Regions from separate parts of the Homo sapiens genome. Here region 1 is linked to region 2. Evidence: read pairs that join two places in POLR2A ChIA-PET (ENCODE). Cell type or tissue: MCF 10A. All regions are shown on one strand.

Region 1 (5,000 bases), 300 kb before region 2:
AATATGCATTGCCACCTAGTTTCCTCCAGTTTGTTATTTATCTTTGTTTCTTCTTCCAGTATTTTCTTTTATGTAGAATTTTGTGGGGTAAAATTCATCTTTACTTCATTCTGGCATCTGAATTTTGTGTTACACACAGACATACTTTCTCCATGATAAAATTATAACATTTCCCCCCAAGTTTTCTACTAGAACCTTTATGGCCACATATTTTCTGGTTTAATCTTTGATTAATCTGAACTACTTTTAGGTATAGGGAGTGATTTGGGAATTAAACATTATTTATTTTCCCAGACGATTACTTAGTTTTCCCAATGCCATTTTACTCATTTTGCAGTTCTTTAAAAATTTTTTGCATGTATGTTTTTTCTGAATTCTGCTTCTAGAGTCTGAGTGGGCATAGTTGGTAGGTAGTATGAATATCCCGGGCACACAAGTAATGAATGGCTGCCATTGAAGAGTCTAGAAATGAGTCTCATGGGCAGGGGCAGGGGAGGAGTCTATTTTCACTTCGTAACCCCTTTCATGGACGTTTACAGCCTTGAGAAGAATGGGTTGGCTTTAGATTTAACACCCTTGGGGCTAAACCTTGGCAGCAAAGGAAAACCTAGTTAGAATTGATAGTAAATAAGGTATAACGAGCCCATGTTAAATATATACTTTGCTATCATGTGGGAAGACCATTTGGTTTATAATGGCCTTTTTTTCCTACCATAAATTATTTCCCAATATTTCTAAAGGAATTTTTTTTTCACAAAAATATCTCAGAGAGGTGATTTTTATCTCTGGAGGCACTCATTCTGAACTGTTTCCTTTTTGTTTTTCTCCATAGAGTGATTTACTAGTTGCATTTTTTCCATAGTCGTCTCTGTTATACTGAAATCCTTTGTCCTATGTCACAGTCACAAATCATTTATCTTGGTTATTTTGGGGAAAAAGATACTTTCCAATAAGACACTATCATTCCACTGGACACTCCCCACATTGCCCTTGTCTCTCCCCGAGCCTATGTCTTCTTGAGACTCTTGGATCATCAATCAATTTCTGACTGGCCAGGTTATTGAGGCAAACCTTCTCCTGGTATTTTTGGTTGGGTTGAGCAGGCATTTGGCACTGTGTGGACACAGTAAAAGCATCTCTCAACAGATAATAATCAGATCTTCAGGAAGAATGCCTTGCTCTTAAGTCTTTAGATGAAAATATGTGTGACAAGGGAACCATCTGAGATAAATATTTGTTAGGAACTCTCACTTGGGAAGAGTGCATACTCTTGAAGTCAGTGGTTGTAAAAATGAATGAGTAGGAAAAGCACCCGGGGAACTTGTTAACCAGGCAGAGTGCTGGACTCCACCCTTGGGGTTTATGCAGTCTTAAGTCTTGGATAATTCCTAGGCATTTTTATGTGAACAAACTCCTCAGATGATTTTGATGTAAATTGTCCACAGAGGATACTTTGAGGTTCTCAATGAAAAGACTTTTATTTGGCAGTGCCCGTTTTCAGCAGAAGTAGAGTGAAGACCAGATTGGACTTTGGAGTTGCTCCTTTGTGCTCTGTGCATGCTCTCTTCTTGGTCTGGGGTCTCCTTTTGCCCTCAGTTGTACATCCTCACCCCAAATACCTTAGGCCACTACTTGGCAGTTTGTCTTTGGGCCTCTGATGCTTGCCATGGCCCTTCTCCTGATGAATGTGGACTGCCTTGTTTTTCAACACCTGAGAGCCCAGATAAGAATCTGAATGGTTAATTCTAGTGAACGCATCATTTCATATGTAATCAGTATTCTTTGAGTCCCCAACATGTGTTAAAATAATTATCCTTCATGTCTGTTTGCTAGGTGCTGGGGATAAGAAGATGAAGCATATAGCTTCTACCTTAAAGGTAGTCATGGTCTGGAGCTGGGATTTGCAAACTTTAAAATAAAGGCTAAAATTATAAAGCTTTGTGAGCTATATGGTTCTCTGTTATAACTACTAAACTCTACCACACAAGTGTGAAAGCAACCATAAAAATATGTAGACAAATGAGTATGGCTGTGTTCCAGTAAAATTTTATTTACAAAAATGGGTGGTGGATCGCTAGGGTGTGGGTAAGCAATCAGTTACATACATTGTGATAAAGTTGGAATAAAGGCCAGGACCAAGGGTAGCTATTGTGCATCTTCTCAAGAGCCAGCTCTGATCAGTTGGTAGTGACTGCTTAGAGCACTGGGTTCATTCATTCATTTGCTCAACAATACTTCCTTATTTAATGTGCCTATGTTTTAGATTTTGTGGCAAAAATTACAATTATTTATTAGCTTTGTTTTCCGTGCATAGAGAGTTACAGCATTAGGACTGTGTATTTGCCATCCATGAGCTATGTCTTAAAAATACAAAAACGAATAAAGAATATTCTACCTGTAAGGCTCATACATGCATGGAGTCCACAGTTTTGCAGTAACCTGTTAAAGTTGGCACTATGATGCCTTTTAAACAGATGTTAAAGGGATGTTAAGAAACACGGTAGCGATCACTCAGCTAGTGAGCTATAGAACAGTGATTTCAGCCCATGTCTCTTGCTTATAAATCCAAGACCTTTACACTGCACCCAAGCTGCTTTTAATAATAATGATTTATGGTACAGAGTTGTGGTTTGAACTGTAGTGTAAACCAGAGGTCAATGACCTTTAAAAAGTGGCTTGCCAAAATTCCAGTCTTTTTCCTTTTGACATGCCTGGACAAGGTCAGAATTGGAGCAGATCACGACAAGCTTGTCCCTAAAGGGTGTGGGAAACAGGGTTGTTGAGCTTATGCCGTGTGTGTGCATGTGTGTGTATGTTTGTGGGTGGGTGTGTAACCCTACTGAAGCCAGGACTCACATAGGCCAGTCTCAGAGCTATGTTGCAATCAAAGGACTTAGTTAAAAACCCCAAAACGTCAATTCAAAACAACTCAAGTTCTTTATTAGAATTGCTCCAACATTTTAAAAAAACATTAAACCCAATTTTATTTTGGAAAACTGTGCATATTTAATATATACAACTTGATGAGTTTGGGGATAAGTATACACCTGTGTAACCATCACCATCATTAAGGCCATAAACATATCCCTTCCCTCCTCAAGTTTCCTCTTGCCCTTTCCTCCTTCTCTTTCATCTTTGTCATCTCCTCTTTCTTCTTTTTCTTTATATCCTTTTTCTTCCCCTCCTGCTCTTTTCTCTCTTCTTTAAATTTTTTGGGATAAGAGTACTTAACATAAGATCTATCCTCTTAGCAAATTTTAAGCATGTAGTACCATATTGGTAGCTATAGCCACTATCCTGTACAGTAGATCTCCAGAACTTATTTATCTGACATAACTGAAACCGTGTGCACTTTTACCATCACCTTCCCATCTTCCCCTCCCCTCGGCCCCTCATAACCACTATTCTCTCTCTGCTTCTGTGAATTTGACTGTTTTAGATTCCACATATAAATAAGATCGTACAGTATTTATGTTTCTGTGTCTGGCCTGTTTCACTTAGCGTAATGTCCTCCAGGTTCATCCATGTTGCTACAGATGGCACCTGAATAATATTCCATTGTACGTATGTGCCACATTTTCTTTATCCTTTCATGTACCGGTGGACGTTTAGGATGTTTCCGTATCTTGACTATTATGAATAATGTTGCAATGAACATGGGAGTGCAGGTATCTTCTTGAGATGCTGTTTGCCTCTCCTTTGGATATATACCCATAAGTGGGATTGCTGGATCATATGGAAGTTCCACTTTTACTTTTTTGAGGAGCCTCCATACTGTTTTCCATAATGGCTGTACTAACTTACATTCCCATCAACAGTGCACCAGGGTTCCCTTTTCTTCACATCCTCACTATTTGTTATATTTCTTATTTTGTAAATAATAGTCATGCTAAAAATGTGAGGTAATATCTCACTGTGCTTTTGATTTGCAGTTCCCTGATGATGGTGAATGTCGAGTATCTTTTCATAGAACTATTGGCCGTTAGTATGTCTTCTTTGAAAATATGTCCATTCAGATCCTTTGCCCATTTTTAAATTGGGTTATTTGCTTTTTGGCTATTGTTTGAGTTCCTTATATATTTTGGATTATTAATCCTTTATCAGATATATGGTTTGCAAATATTTTCTTCCATTCTGTAGGTTGCCTTTTCATTTTGCTGATTGTTTCCTTGGCTGTCCAGAGGCTTTTAGCTTGATATAATCCCACTGTTTATTTTTATTTTTATTTTTATTTTTGCCTGTGCTTTTGGTGTCATATCCAAAAGATCATTGCCAGGACCAGTGTCAAAGACTTTTCCCCTATGCTTTCTTCTAGGAGTTTTATAGTTTCAAGTCTTAACATTTAAAATTTTGACCCATTTAAAGTTAAATTTTTTTTGTATGGTATAAGCTAAGGGTCCAATTTCATTCTTTTGCATGTAGACATCCAGTTTTTCCAGCACCATTTATTGGAGAGTCTGTTTCCCAAACATTAGGAAGGGGATACGTCTGCCACAAAAGCTCTTTTAAAAAATACCCTCTTCTCTAATCATCTAATTCCTTCATTCCTTGTGGCTTCTCCTTTTCTAGAATTTTATAAAATTCCCAGAACATGACATCTTCATTCTAGCCTTTGTTCATCTATCCCTGCTGCCTTATGTCATGAAGTCTAAGGAACTAGTCTGATTTTAGCAGAATTTGTCCCAAAGAGCTGGAGAGAGGAAGAAACCTAGTGAACAAAGCTAGAAACATTTTGGGGACAAAGAGGAATAGAAAAACCTGGAAATAGTAGATGCATAGTTATACCTACAGCTCTATCTGTATCTATTTCTATACTTTCTATCATCTATATTGATCTTTATCTCTCTACTGAGGAGGACACAGCTGAGAATCAAGGAAAACAGAGCTGGAGCCCTGATGGTACCACACCCAAATCCTGCATCACTTCCGAATTTCACCTTGCCTGAGCCAGTGACATTCCTTATTGTTTAAGCCAGTTTGAGTCAGATGTGTATCACTTG
Region 2 (5,000 bases):
AAGGCAGTGAGATGTGAGTTGGGCCTGAGTGCCCGTTATTGAAGGAGCGGCAGGTGCTTCCACATGGCCAGGGCGGGGTGGGTGAGCCCGGGTTCAGGGAATGGAGGCCAAAGGGGTGGGCAGAGGCCTGATTACATAAAGCACTGTGGAGCACAAGGAGATAGATGCTGAGATTTTAGCCCTCAGGAAGCCCTTGGGAAGTTTTCAGCAGAAAAGAGATGCTTTCTGATTTATGTTTAGAAAAGAAGACTTTGTCTGCAGGGGAGAACAGGGATACGCCAGAGTGGCAGTAGGGAGCTCTTAGGAGATGGCTTTGGGAGGTATGGGGGCAGTGAGGTGAAGACCAGTGGCTGTGTACTAGGGGAAGAATGTATAGGATTTTCTAATGGATTGGCTATGCAGAGAAAGGAGGGAGGTGGATGAGTACGAGGTTGACTCAGGTTTTTGGCACAAGCAGGTGGGTGGTGCCAGTCGTAGAGGTGGAGAAAACTAAACCATAATACCTCTCTGCTTAAGCCCTTGCTGGTCTCACACCACCTGCAGACTCCTCTAATTGGCTTACAAGCTCCCACCTGTCCACCGTGACTGAGTCCTGCCTTCCTTTCAGACTCTTCTCCAGCCCCTCGGTTCTCTTCCCTGTGTCTCCAGCTACACCCGTTTCCCCACACACCATGCTGCTTCTTACCTCTGTGCCTGTGCATGCTTCTCAGCCCCCTCATCCTGCATGCCTCAGCTCAGATGCTACTTCCTCCAGGAAACAGTTTCTGATTTTCCAAGTTCAAATAAGCCTTCTCCTCCAATTATGCTTCTCTGATGGGCTGGGTTCTCCTTGAGGGCAGGTACCGTATGTCACTCAATTTTGCATCCCCTGGGCCTAGCACAGTGCCTGGCACATAATAGGCAGTGCAAATAGTGTTTGATAAGTGAATGAACAAATGCATGCTGGTATGTGCACAGTACTGGGTAGTTTCTGGGGTTAAATATTAAATCTGAGTATGTTTTTCAAAAGTATTTAGATGTGCAAAAGGTGAAAGGAAGAGTTAACTAGACACTGTAAGGTGTGCATGTGGTGCTTCTGAATCCTGATCTTTTGCATGCTGAGACCACATCTGGAACCACCAGGGACACTAAATTGCCTCTGTAAAGGCTTTGCTGGAACTAGTGTGAGGGATGCAGGGACGAGGATCTTAGGTATACAAATGAGAGGAGTAAGTGCAGGCAAAGGGTGGATCTGCCCTCCTTTTTGTGTTTCCTTGATAATGTTCAGCCCCAAGGGTCATTCCTCAGTCATCTCCTGGTCTCCCTGTCCCTTTAATTCCGCTTATAGTCCAGACCATGCTCCAAGGTACGTGATTAATGCCCCTTCCACCAACCCCTCTCTGTCGCCTTTAAATGCGGCCACACTACCACTCACCTAACCCTGACAGAAAAAAATACAGTCCTGTCACAGTCTTGTGGCAAGCTAGATCTTCCAGCATTAAATCACCATTAAGGGCCTCTGTGAGTTTGATAGCAGCTTTAGCTGTTGGTTGTTTTTTTTCTCTCCCTTTTTATCCCATTTCAAACTCAGCTAAAGCTTTTCTGCTATCAGCAGTGGGGCTGCTGCAAAGACAAACCATCCACACCCTCTCCTCCACAGGCACACCCACACTCCATAATTAATCTGAGTGGAGAAGTGTGGAGGACTTCCAGGCAAAGCCTTTTCCAGGCAGAGATGCCCTGGGTAGTTGAATATTGGCAGGGGTAGAGAGGGTGATGTGCCTGATCATTAACCCAGTCAGCATCTGCATAGCCATTTGTGAAATGCTTTCACATCAGGTAACTCATTGGATGCTAACAGGAATCTTGTTAAAATAAATATTTATTATGCCCATTTTAAAGATAAAGAAACCAAGGTCCAGAGGCCTGGACTACTTAAGAGAGACCCCAGGTTGGAACACAGGGCCTCTGACTAGGAGACTGGAGATCCTGAGGAACTTTTCATATTGAGAGGGGTTTTTTTCTTTCTCGAGTCTTCTGCACATGTGGCAGGTTCTGAAGTTAGACACACTTGGTTCAAACCTTAGCTCTGCCATTTACTAGGTAGGTGACCCTGAGGAAGTTACTTATTTATCCCTTTACCGGTTTTCTAGTGCCACAATAATATTGCTTAACAAACAACTTCAGCACCTCAGTGGCATACAGCAATAAACATTTATTTTTGCTCAAGAGTCTAGGGGTTGGCTGGGTGGTTCTGCTGAACCTGGCTGGGCTCCCTTATACTTCTGTGGTCAGCTGGTGAGTCAGCTGGGGGCTGGCTGGTTGAAGATGATCCCAGCTAGTATGACTCATCTCTGCTCCGTGAGCCTCCACAATATAGCAGGCTTGCCCAGGCTTTTTACATGCAGCAGCAAAGTTTTAAGAGAGGCAAGAGAAGCATGCAAGCCCTCTCAAGATATAGACTCAGAACTAGCACTGTTCTCAGAGCTCAGAACTGTTGCTTCTATGAAACTGTTTTGTCCAAAGCAATTATGAAACCAGCCTTGATCCAAGAAATGGGAAAATAGGCTCAATCCCTTGATAAGAGGAGCCACAAAGTCACCAAAGAATGTGCCTATGGGGGCTTTTAAATGGGACCATCACTATAACTGATCTCCTAAAAGCCCTGAGCTCTTTTGTTAGCTTGATTTTTAGAAATAGGCGTTAAAATACTACCAGTCATATGGGGACATTGTAGGAATAAAATGAGCAATATATATAAAGTGCTTAGCTTAGTGCCTGGTGCATAGCACATATAACAGTACTCAGGGTGGTAGCTCTTCGATTTGTTATTTTGGACTGCCATTCTAGAATAAGGATCCTCTTTCCTGCCCCAATTATGTGGGACTTTTTTCAGTCTCCTCTTACTTATTTGAAACACTTTTGCCTAGAGGGTAATGCCAGTACATCAAGTTCTTCCCACAATACTCTGCTGTAGATTGAAATTTTCTATGAAATTTACTTGGATGCAATTTCAGGGACTTTAGTTACTAAATGCTATCATGCACTTTATTCTAAAAAGGTGTCACATGTAAGGTGGCCAGCAGGCATGGGCAGTGTGGAGGGAAGCTCTGGCATCTTCTGGATGACATTCCTGTGCTAGTCTTCATGACAGTCAGCTGCCAGAACAATCTGTCCATATGTCTCTTAAGTTCAAACATACCTAGATTTGACCTGTCCATGTTTCCATGGAAGTCACATTGTTGCCCCTCTTAAATGTCTGTGAAGCTGGTTTACTGTCTGAACTCTGACCAGGATAGGAACGTGGTGCTTTGCACTTAGGCACTTCCTTAATATACTTACTCTGGTGAAAGTATTAGCTAATTCTGCTTCCAATTTGGGATTTGAAAATAAAAATAAATAGCAGTTGAGAAATAGCCTTTTGTCCTTCCTCCTTCCAATATAGAACATCTACCATACATGAAATGAATCTTAGAAGACTGAAGGAAATAAGAGCTGAGCCCTGCCCTCAGGGGATCTGTTGTAGGGTAGGTATGAAACTATGACATGATGGCAAATGTGATCAGAAAATGAAGGGTGGGGCATATGAGATTTAGGGAGAACTTAGAGGGGAAAGACTGGGCTTCTATGGGGGTGATTAAGAGAGACTTTGAGCTGTCCCGATGAATAAATAAGAAGGTCCCAATAACTTTTTTCTTATATGAAATTATAAAAGTTTTTATTTAAGAAATTAAGAAAATATAAATAAAAGAAGAAAGTGAGGGTCATATTTTACGGCAGATGGTGTTGGTTGATTATCTAATATCTTTTTTCTCCTTCTTAGAAACTCAGCCTTAATTACATTCAGTGCAACAATGTGCTGCTAAAAGACTACATTACCCAGAACCCTTTGCAGCCAGTTATCAATACATTGGCTGTGTAACTAAATTCTGAGCAATTTAAGTTAAAACATTGTGTGGGACTTCCAGGAAGACTCCGTAAGGGAGATGACTTCACTAGGAAGTTTGGCCCTTTTGCCCTTCTCTAGTTTTCCTTCTTGATGGGACATGAAGGTGATGGCTAAATCTCTAGCAGCCATAGTGGACCAGGAAGTGATTTTGATGATGCCTATATGTATTTAGTCAGAATGGACCAGGTTATGCTATAATAACAAACAGTCCCCTAACCTCAATGATATTCTATTTCTACCTCACCTAAATATCCAATAGACTTCAACAAAGAACCTGTGCTAACTAGAGTCACTCCATCACCCAGGCTGATGGCAGCTTTCTCTCAACATGTGCTTTCAAAATCACAATAGTAGGTGGAAGGATGTATAATGGATTGTGCACTGACTCTTAAAGCTTCTGCTTAGAAGTGATTCATGTTACTTCCCTTTATAGTTCACTTTTCCAAAGCAAGTCACATGACACACCAACATTCAAAGGGGAAGGAAGTGAAGTCCTATCATGTTCCCAAAACGAGGGAAGAAAAAGAGTATTAGTGAACATAAATAATGACTTCCATACTATGTGCTATGATGAAGAGCAGGAAGTTAGAATGCACTTGAATTTCTAATGACTTTGTGACTTGCCATCCCAGACTTCTTCTACTTGAGAGAATAAACCCTCCTGTGTTGAAACCATTGTAATTTGGGGTTTTCCATCTCATGGAGCCAAATCCAACTGTAATGAATTTATTTTTCCCCCATCCTTCTGTCATAACCACAAATATTATTTTGATGAATGTACTGGAAAAGAATGTGTATGAGTCTTGGAGTGCCTGCCCTGCTTTCAGCCCCATTTCAGAGAAGCAGCCTCAGCACTTCCTGACCTCTACAATTCCATGTTCTGTCATGCAATCATGCCACCCTGCACACAACTGATTGGATCAAGGCCAAAAGCACCAGTGTATGGGCTGAGTAGCCCACTGGCCATGAAGTAGCCTGGCCTGAGAGGTTTGTCCAGTGCAGGGGCTCTGTATGAGGTGATGACTAAGTGAGTGAATCAGACCCTCTTACTCATATGTGGAATTTGAGACAC

What was found. Peaks named below come from ENCODE experiments on the same cell type or tissue, not always from the same donor. Only the 100,000 strongest peaks of a DNase experiment are listed, where the experiment ranks them.
Region 1: POLR2A ChIA-PET joins it to region 2 with 7 read pairs; 1 of 35 experiments calls an interaction of 5 or more read pairs at or near these places.

What each region holds. Positions count from the first base shown.
Region 1 is chr5:158,081,803-158,086,802 of GRCh38, forward strand. No RefSeq gene overlaps it. Among named protein-coding and RNA genes, the nearest start is that of CLINT1, 230 kb to the left of the region's middle. In MCF 10A, no CTCF peak of the experiment used is centred here; a DNase peak (open chromatin) is centred at 2,759.
Region 2 is chr5:158,380,366-158,385,365 of GRCh38, forward strand. All of the region lies in intron 1 of LINC02227 (long intergenic non-protein coding RNA 2227), which reads right to left. Among named protein-coding and RNA genes, the nearest start is that of LINC02227, 27 kb to the right of the region's middle. In MCF 10A, no CTCF peak of the experiment used is centred here; DNase peaks (open chromatin) are centred at 466, 2,286 and 4,846.